Regions from separate parts of the Homo sapiens genome. Here region 1 is linked to region 2. A link is an interaction called in ENCODE POLR2A ChIA-PET data of the cell type or tissue named here. Cell type or tissue: Caco-2. All regions are shown on one strand. Each heading gives the region's core, and the rest is flanking DNA. Links, peaks and the distances in the headings are about the cores only. Region 1 holds the start of CFTR (CF transmembrane conductance regulator). Region 2 overlaps ST7 (suppression of tumorigenicity 7).

The links. ChIA-PET counts read pairs that join two places held together with the same protein. Peaks named below come from ENCODE experiments on the same cell type or tissue, not always from the same donor. Only the 100,000 strongest peaks of a DNase experiment are listed, where the experiment ranks them.
Region 1: POLR2A ChIA-PET joins it to region 2 with 6 read pairs; 1 of 35 experiments calls an interaction of 5 or more read pairs at or near these places.

Annotation. Positions count from the first base shown.
Region 1 is chr7:117,478,228-117,482,629 of GRCh38, reverse strand. CFTR (CF transmembrane conductance regulator) reads right to left here and starts at 2,605. Exons shown (of 27, transcript NM_000492.4): 1 at 2,483-2,605. The coding sequence starts at 2,535. RefSeq lists cis regulatory regions at 2,543, 2,787-2,794, 2,945, 3,347, 3,422, an enhancer at 2,638-2,664, promoters at 2,583-2,708, 2,536-3,168, 2,570-3,356, 2,569-4,320, 2,569-4,402 and a silencer at 2,912-4,402. In Caco-2, for the core only: a CTCF peak has its summit at 1,460; a DNase peak (open chromatin) is centred at 2,739; H3K4me3 peaks cover 3,976 bases.
Region 2 is chr7:117,146,662-117,151,063 of GRCh38, reverse strand. The region is part of intron 9 of ST7 (suppression of tumorigenicity 7); the gene reads right to left. Among named protein-coding and RNA genes, the nearest start is that of ST7-AS2, 3.3 kb to the right of the region's middle. In Caco-2, for the core only: no CTCF peak of the experiment used is centred there; a DNase peak (open chromatin) is centred at 1,913.

The DNA.
Region 1 (4,402 bases), core at 270-4,269, 330 kb before region 2:
ATATCACTTCTAGTTTAAAAATAGCTTCCTATTTCATAAATGTTATTTTCATAAAAGTTTCAATTTAATGTACTTGTTTGCTCTGATAGTCATGAACTACCTGAATTTTTCATGGTGAAATTCTCTCTTAGATTATGTTTATTTTATATATATATATGGATTATGATAGTTCAGATGTTCTTCAAATTTTATACTTGATGTGAAATCCACACAAAATTAAGAAAGTAAGAAATAACTTAGATTTTTTTTCCAAACTTTTTGGTTTTCCAATGACAAAACCTAGACATATAAAGAGATATTCAATACAATCTATAACTCATACCATAATAATTTTACTCTTTTATGACTCTCAAACTGAAGGGATCCTATTCAGAAAGTTAAATTCTAAGGCATTTAACAACATACAATAGAAACATGTGACGTGTTTCCTGTATATCTGGTAAGGCCATGTGAAACACAATTTTTCATAAATTAAATTCTCATACAGGCCCACTCATTGCATATCCAGATTGAGAGTCACAAAATTATACTCAAAGATGAATTGAGCATCTTATATTAACAAGGTGCATGTACTGTGATGAATGTGAAAATATGGTAATCCATAATAATAGCAGTTAACATTAGGCTAACTTTTCACATTCATTTTCTCAAGGGATTAACCCCTATGACAGTCTCCAAATTTTAAAGGTCAAGTCACACACAGAGATGTTAAGGGACCTGCCTCAGGCAACAGAGCTACTAAACAGTAGATGTAGGATCTGAATCAAAATAATCTGACTCCAAAGCCTACCACTTTGAAAACTAAGCAATACTGCCTAACTTAATGCAGAAAATATGTTTTTTACACTTTTAGAATTGCAGTCCAGAAGGCCAGAAGGAAGTTTGTAATCATTGGTATTTTAGGTGATTGTCAGTTCCTATAAATAGTAGGAACTTAACTTTTAAAAACATACCTATTCTTAAAGCACCTTATGAAATATTTTGGAGAACAGAAATGAGTATGCTCTTAACACACTTAGCAGCCTTTGTAATACATTTTCTTTGCAAACCAGCCTGATAGCATTTTTTAACCTATATTAAATGTGTCAGGTGATTTGTAAAAAGAAAATTATATAAAAACCCACTTTGACAGATCAATAGTAAGCTATTTTAAAGTTCATTAGTATTTAGAACTATCCATGAAATATTCATTCTTCTGAAAACTGCATTTTTAGACTGGTTGGCATTTAGGTTCCTCAAAGTTCTCTGCTAAAAAAAGTCTATAATTTATGCCAATTAACATTTTGACTTTATAAGGACTAGGAAAACAGATCAATAGATAAGCCGATTTTATAGGTGGAGTAACAAAAGGTGGATAACATCAACACAAAAAGATAATTCCAAAGAGTAAAGTCCTTCTCTCTCATCCACAGGGAGGAGCTCTCCTTCAAGGGCCAACAGTCTCTCCTTAGCACCGGAGTTCCAGGATTAACTGCACATGCAGAGAACTAAACATAAGAGAGATGTGAAAGCTAAATTCCTTCCCCCCTACACACATATATGAGCTATTTATAACATATTTGACTTTTTTGATACCTCAGTATGCTTATTCATTGGGTAATTATGTGTCAAGTAATGTCCCAAGAGAGAGCAGTACCTATTCATTCATTCACACCAGTATAATAACAGGAACAAAGTAGATGCAATATCCAAAGAACACTTCAAATATGAAGTGCTACATCTAACAACACTTTGCCTAAGATTCCGAACTTAGATGCTATTTTAAAAAATCTCATTAAAGTTTGCAAGCTTCTGTGGCTCATCACATTAGGCTATGAATACAATTTATTAAATGTCAGTTGGATATAACTTCGGTATCTATTCCTATGGCTTTTAAAATTTATAGCTTGTGAAGTAACTTTTTTCAAAATAAATATTTCAACAAATTTGCTTTCAATTTTTGAAGAATCATTTACCTGTGACAAATACTAGATATATCCAGTCTCATAACAATAAATACTTTAAGCATATATTTTCTACCTACCCCAAAATTTTTGTTGGCTGAATTCAGTCAAGAAATGTTTTCTGAGCACTTACTATATGCAGGCATGGCACCTGTATGTGCCAAGAAGACAATCAAGTGTCCAAGGCATGAAGGGGGAAAACCAATAAACCATACTTAGGTACTTATTAACAAGTATTTTTAGTTTCTTAGAAAAATGAAATAAAACAAGTGCATAGTAGCGTACTTGAGTCTTGAGATTCTAACTTTTCAGTTGCAAGTAGATGTGGCTCTCTATTCAATCAGCTTCAGTTCATTCTTCCATCTCTTCTTAATGCTTTCTGTTTTATTCTACAATACCCACATTTTCTTTCAAAACAATGAATGATAGCGCATCTTTTTAAAAACTGCTTATTCCTTTACCCCAAACCCAACCCATACACACGCCCTCCTCTTTCGTGGGCACGTGTCTTTCCGAAGCTCGGTTGGCCACCTTCTCACCTGAAAAAAAGTTTGGAGACAACGCTGGCCTTTTCCAGAGGCGACCTCTGCATGGTCTCTCGGGCGCTGGGGTCCCTGCTAGGGCCGTCTGGGCTCAAGCTCCTAATGCCAAAGACCTACTACTCTGGGTGCCTGCCGCTCAACCCTTTTTCTCTGACCTGCTGTGATGTCATTTGCTTCCAATTCCCCCCACCCACCCCTACTCCGCACACCACCCCTTCCTTTTGCTCTTTCCCCCGCCTTCACTGCCCAGGTTAAAAGCCGAGTGCTGCCTGGTCCGGCCCCAAATTTGCTCTAGCGGCTTTCTCCACCCACTACGCACCCCCGCCAGCACCCCTCCCGCTCCTTCCTCCTCTCCTCCTTCGCTCCCTCGCCGCCCCGCACCTCCCTTTCCCGATTCTGACTCCCAGCCTCCCTCCCTCGCGCGCGCTCCTTCCAGGTCCGTGTCCTTACCGCCCAGCACCAGGCCCATCCCGCAGGTGGGCGACAGTCGCGGCCTCTCTTTAGGTCCAGTTGGCAACGCTGGAGGACAGAAGAAGCCACCGGCGGGAGAACCGGCTCCCCGGAGAGCTTCCTAGACCCTCCTTCGCGTCAGGGTCCGCCAGACCCAGGACCCGCTGCCACCAGCTTCCCCGGAGCCTGCCTTCCTCCTCCTCCTCCTTTTCCCGATGATCCTAGTCGGGTTCCTGTTACGTTTGCAAGGTGCATTTTGAAAAGGGAAGGAAAATGTGCCTTTCGTATATCAAAATACAGCCTTAGAGAGCCGAAAAGTTCCGCGGCAGTGTGGGTCTGATGCATTTACCTTAGCGCTTCCTTTGCGTGTCGGAGAAAAGAACCAAGCTTTATTAGTTTCAGGTTTAGGTGAGTGAACTCCAAGGGTGGCACAGAAATCTTAGGACACGTACTGAAAGAGAAAAAAAAATCTGCAAGGAGGTAAGAGGAGATAATGCTTTGCGTAATTACCGGCCCAGGATGTGTTCCTTGTCTATCCTTTTTAGCCCAGTGCGCATTTTTAAGGAAGGCTTTGGAGTGTTTTAGCGATAATGACAAGGAACAATGTAAACTAACCCGCCCTCCTATAGATTTCCTAGTCTCAGTCAGCAAAACATCTTGACTAATCCACCGAAAGGAAGCCAAGCAGTCTTTGAAGCGAAGGTAATGTGTTAACTTTGACCTGACTCAGAGAAACGCCATCTTCAACTCTCTGAGGGGCATCTGGGCATTCCCAGGCGTAGGCGCCTTCCTTCTGAGAATTTTGTGTAGGATTGCCTGTGTCTCTGACGGTTTTTAAAGAGCCAACCCTCTAATCCCTGAACCCTACTGTGTAAAAGCAAGCATACATTGTGTTTGAATTGAAAAATTCAAAGGAAAGTAAAAATTTTGGCCTGATTACTTTATTGCCGACACATCTAAGGCAAGGGTCTTGTGAATTATCTTGTTGTTGACTTGTGGTCACCCAAATACAGTACAAATAAAATGTGCATTTCATGATGGAAAGACAAGAACCTGTGTTGAAAATAAAGAATGTGTTCAGCAGGTTTTCATAGCTCTGCTTTGCCCTTCCGTGGGCAAAAGCATACCTTTTTTTCTTGATATTGTAAAGTAAGATTTAGAAACATTTAATCTTTATTATCCTAAATTTGAATAGTAGAGAAAAGAGCAAAGAGATAAACCACATTGCATTAAGTTAGACACCAGGAAAGAATTTCAGCATTTTTAACTCACCATCCACTCTGTTGTTTGAAATCCTCTACCTGTGTTTTCATCTCTCCATTATGACAAAAAATTGTGAGACTCTGTCTTCACTATTGACTTTTCCCAGACATGTGATTGAACTCACCACATCCACTTCCCCATTCCCAATCTGTTGTTTGGTTTATAACTGTTAGTGTGGCCCATCAAATATAATACATGCATTTT
Region 2 (4,402 bases), core at 334-4,333:
CCTGAATGAGGATTTCAGCAGTGCTGTTGGAAGAAGTGACTAGACTGTGTACATGCTTTGGCAGTAAAGCCAATGAGGACTTGCACATATTAATTGAATGTGAAAGGTGAGGCAAAGAGAGGAATCAAGGATAACTCCTAGGTTTTTCACGTGAGCAACTAAGTAGATGTAATGTGACTTACCAAGATAGCCAAGATAGTGAAGAAACAGATTTGGCATAAATGATTGGAAAGTTCAATTTTTTTGACATATTGAGTTTGAGGTACTTATTAGATACCTAAGTAATGATGTCAGGTAGGCAAATGAATATAAATCTGGAGTTCAACAGAGAAGAGGGAAATACAACTATAGGAGTCATTACCTTACAGCCTGTATTTAGAATTGATGGCCAAGTGAGACGGCTGGAAAGGGAGTGTCACAGGGAAGAATGGAGGCCCAGGCAGAGGCTGCAGCCCTCCAGCACTGAGAAGCTGCAGGCAGGAAGAGCCAGGGAAAAGATGGAGAAGGAGCAGATGGAGAGGCAGAAGAGAAATTACACAAGTGAGAGACCCAGACAGCAGGAAAGAGTGTTCCAGGAGGGAAGTAACTGAAAAGAGGTTACAACTGAAATGCCAAACTGGCCACCTGAAGAGCTTAAAAAAGCTAAAACCAGAAACAGAAGAGTCAAGAGAAGATGGAACACTATGAAGAATTTTTAGGCAATGTAAAGCTTATGGAATATGGGTAACTGCATGAAAAGAGTGGACAACATTACCTCCTAAAATACTTTCAGGGAGAGATTCAAACAAAAAGGAAACAGAATCCCTGAGGACCTCAGCACTTGAAGGCATGAGGCACAGAAGAAGCCAGAGAACAAGACTGGGTTTAAGTCTATACCCATAGTGACTAGACACTCCAGTTTCTCCTTCCCACCTCAGACAACCACGAAACCAGGGATATCAGGCAGAGTGAGGGACTGAGCGAGGCCTGGTGCTAACAACAGAATAATTAAGGTGACAGTCTGGATAATGAACGACACAGCTCTGTCTCCCAACCTGATCCCAGAAACACTGGCAGTCAGGTGTATAGTCCACAAGGAAAAGACCTGACGATCTTTCCATGGAGGAAATGAACCACCACAGAAAAAAAGATCCAGGTACTGACATTTGAGGGCAGTGTGTGATTAAATGATAAGCCAGTTGCCCGGGCAACCACAAGTAAACCCTATCAGGCAATCATCCCTAGATAGAAACATACAGCCTCCAAAAGCTTTTTGGTGCTTGGTTTTAAATGTTAACATTTAGCCAAGGATAACTAGACTTCTGAAGTAAGTTCCTCCAATTAAAAAAAGAAAAAGGAGGAAAGACACAGTAAAAGAAGCAGAACCAAGTTTTAAGAAAAACAAAAAAACCACAGCTATCCATCCAAATTAGAATAAAATGTCAATGGGCTCAAAAAACAATGCCTTCAAAAAAAAAAAAAAAAAAAAAAAGGTAGGACACGGACAGTCAAGGTGATAAAATGAAATACTTGCATATAGCAAAAATTGGAGGGTGAGAATACCTCTACACACCTAAATGCCAGAGGAGCCCATCAGAGTAGGAGCAGAGAGCATCTCTCCAATGAAAACTTGAGAAGGGCCCCTCCTGACCCTCCATGGAACAATAAGAAATCATGAATCAAGAGTGGAAAATGGGACAGTGATACATTAAGCTGTAAGGACAGCCCACCTGATTTAAAGAAATGGGTGTTTAGGGGTAGGAAGGTCGGTGGTAACTATCTTTACTCTGTTTAGGCAGTAATGATTTTACTGGTGAAAGAGTAAAGATGTCCTACTAGAGCCTAAGCTTGTATTTAAATGGCTCAGTGGGAGGTCCCAGAAAGCAGGTTTGTGTACCTGAGGATTCTTGAGTCACAAAGGTAACTTCCCCAGGCCCAAGGAGAGGGCAAAGGCTAACCAGGGTATCTGCTCTTAACAAGCAGTAGAGATAGCGGTCCAGGAAGAAGGATATGATCAACGCTTTTGCATTGATTATTTAAAAGGGAAACCCAGGAGACCCAATTCATTGTCCTCCCTGGTCATCGCATGCATTGCTGGCTTTGCCTGTTTTCTGGTTTCTGTTCCTGGTGGCCCAGGTCTGAAATAAGTCTGTTTCCAGTGATCACCTCTCTGCTTACCCTAGAAATCAACAACTTCACTGGCTTCTGCTCACAGAAGCAACCCTGCCAGCCCAGCAGAAACTCAGACATCAGTGCTCCCCACACATCTCACAGAAGGAAAAGCTGTTCACAAATGTCCATGGTTGCCTCCTGATTTAGGGTGGGAAGCAGGGCACCATATGCTAAATTAATTCTATCATTTGGGAATAATTTATAGATATTGACATAGTGATAGGCTTAGTAACTGATCAAGAACCATAAATATAAGTATGGATCTTAGTGAGTTGGGAATATCAGAAGAATAAAACAGAAATTTAAAATGTTGAATCAGTGGAAGATATTTTCAATGGGAGAGAAAGTACGACATAGAAAACATGAAAGACAGCACACACGCTCAAAAAAAGCAGTAATTATTCTGTTACTCTCTATAAACACGAATGGGATAAACATAGCAATCAAAAGTATAAAACCCTCAGATTTGAATAAAGACAATATTCATCAAAAATTTTACAGATCCAAATGATCCATCAAAAACTTATAGGAAGCTTGATTATAAAATTTAGACAACAATAAACCAGTTAAATATGAATCACAATAAGTTAGAGTAGGTATTCTTAACATATGTTAAAAAATTCAAGGAAGATAAATATAAGAGACATTATATACTCATAATAACATATCAGTAAGTCATAATAATCACCAACATAAACGCACCCAACAACAAAACCTCAAAATATATAAAGGAACAAATAACTGAGCATGCAAAAAACAGATTAATAAACAGTTGGAGGTGAATATTCTATCACATTCTTCTTAGAAACTGATAGAGCAAAGAGACAAAATAAGCTGATATATGAGATTTGAATAATATGGTTTATAAGCTCAAACTAGTAAATACATACAAATCTTTATACCCAACAGGGATTATATTCCCTTCAAACACAGATATAACATTTATTAAACCTGACCATATGCTAGGCCTCAGGGGAAGTGACCATAAATTCTCCCCAAATCAATATCATATGATGTATGCTTTCTAAGCATAATGTAAAGAAAAAAATCAATCAATGACGAGGGGTAAAACATACTATACAGGGTAAAATGAAATTTAAAAGAAATTTAAAAATGCTTAGGATCAAATGGTAAAAAGGCAACAAACACAGAGGATAGAGGGGGAGAAGGATGAGGAGGAGAAGAAACAATAATACAAATATGGAAAGAAAAAACAGAATAAAAACAAAAAAGTTGAGGAAATAAACTAAACCTAATTGTTTTTAAAAGACTGGCAAAATAGACAACCTCTGCCAAGACTAATCAGGCAAAATAAGAGTAAAAACTAGCCAAATAAAATACAAAATGAAAAGGAAGAAAAAAACTACATAGTATTTTTAAATTATGAAATAACATCATGAAAAGCTATATGTAATAAATTTTTAAAATATATAAATATGTATATTAAATATAGACGTGCTTGAAGCAGAGCCTAGTACTGAGATACATGGGCATAGTCAGGTATTGCTCGTAAGAATTTAATCATAGGCAGCCATTCTGAAGAGTGAAATTGCAGGACTCACTGGAATCTAGCACGTATATAATCCCACAGCCTAATGAATGTTTCTCACATGTCTACAAGGATGTTCATTGCAGCACTGCTGGGATAACAGGAAGTTGGAAGAAACCTGGAGTTCCTTCACTAGAGGAAAGGTTAAGTAAAATAGAGTAAGAACACAACATGGAATATGATGCAGCAGTTAGAAACTGCAAACTAGATGCAAGAGGTACATAGAGCAAAAATGGACAGATTGAAAAACAGTGTTGAGTAAAACAGGGAAGAAGCAGAGATCTATAGACATATAAATTAAACACACAAGACACTACATTCTGTATTCTGCAAAGACTGTTATAGTCACAGTTTCTCTGAAATCAATTAGATTTTATCTTCCTGAAGTTCCTCACCAACTATATTTTAAGAGGGATCTAATCAAATCCCCCAAAATGTCCCAACAAAGTATACATTTGTCATAGTCCACAAAAAGATCAAGAAGTCACTACTTAAGATAACAATGAATAGGTGCTCTCTCAAATGTAACATGTTCAAAACTGAACTCGTAATTTTCTCTCAAAAAACCTCTCTCACCCCAGACTTCCACATCTTAGCTGACACAAACTCCTTCCCTTTCAAGGCAAATATTTAGAATCAGCCCTGACTTCTCTTTTTTCTTGTACTGCATATCTGATTAATTAGCAAATTCTGCTAGTCCTG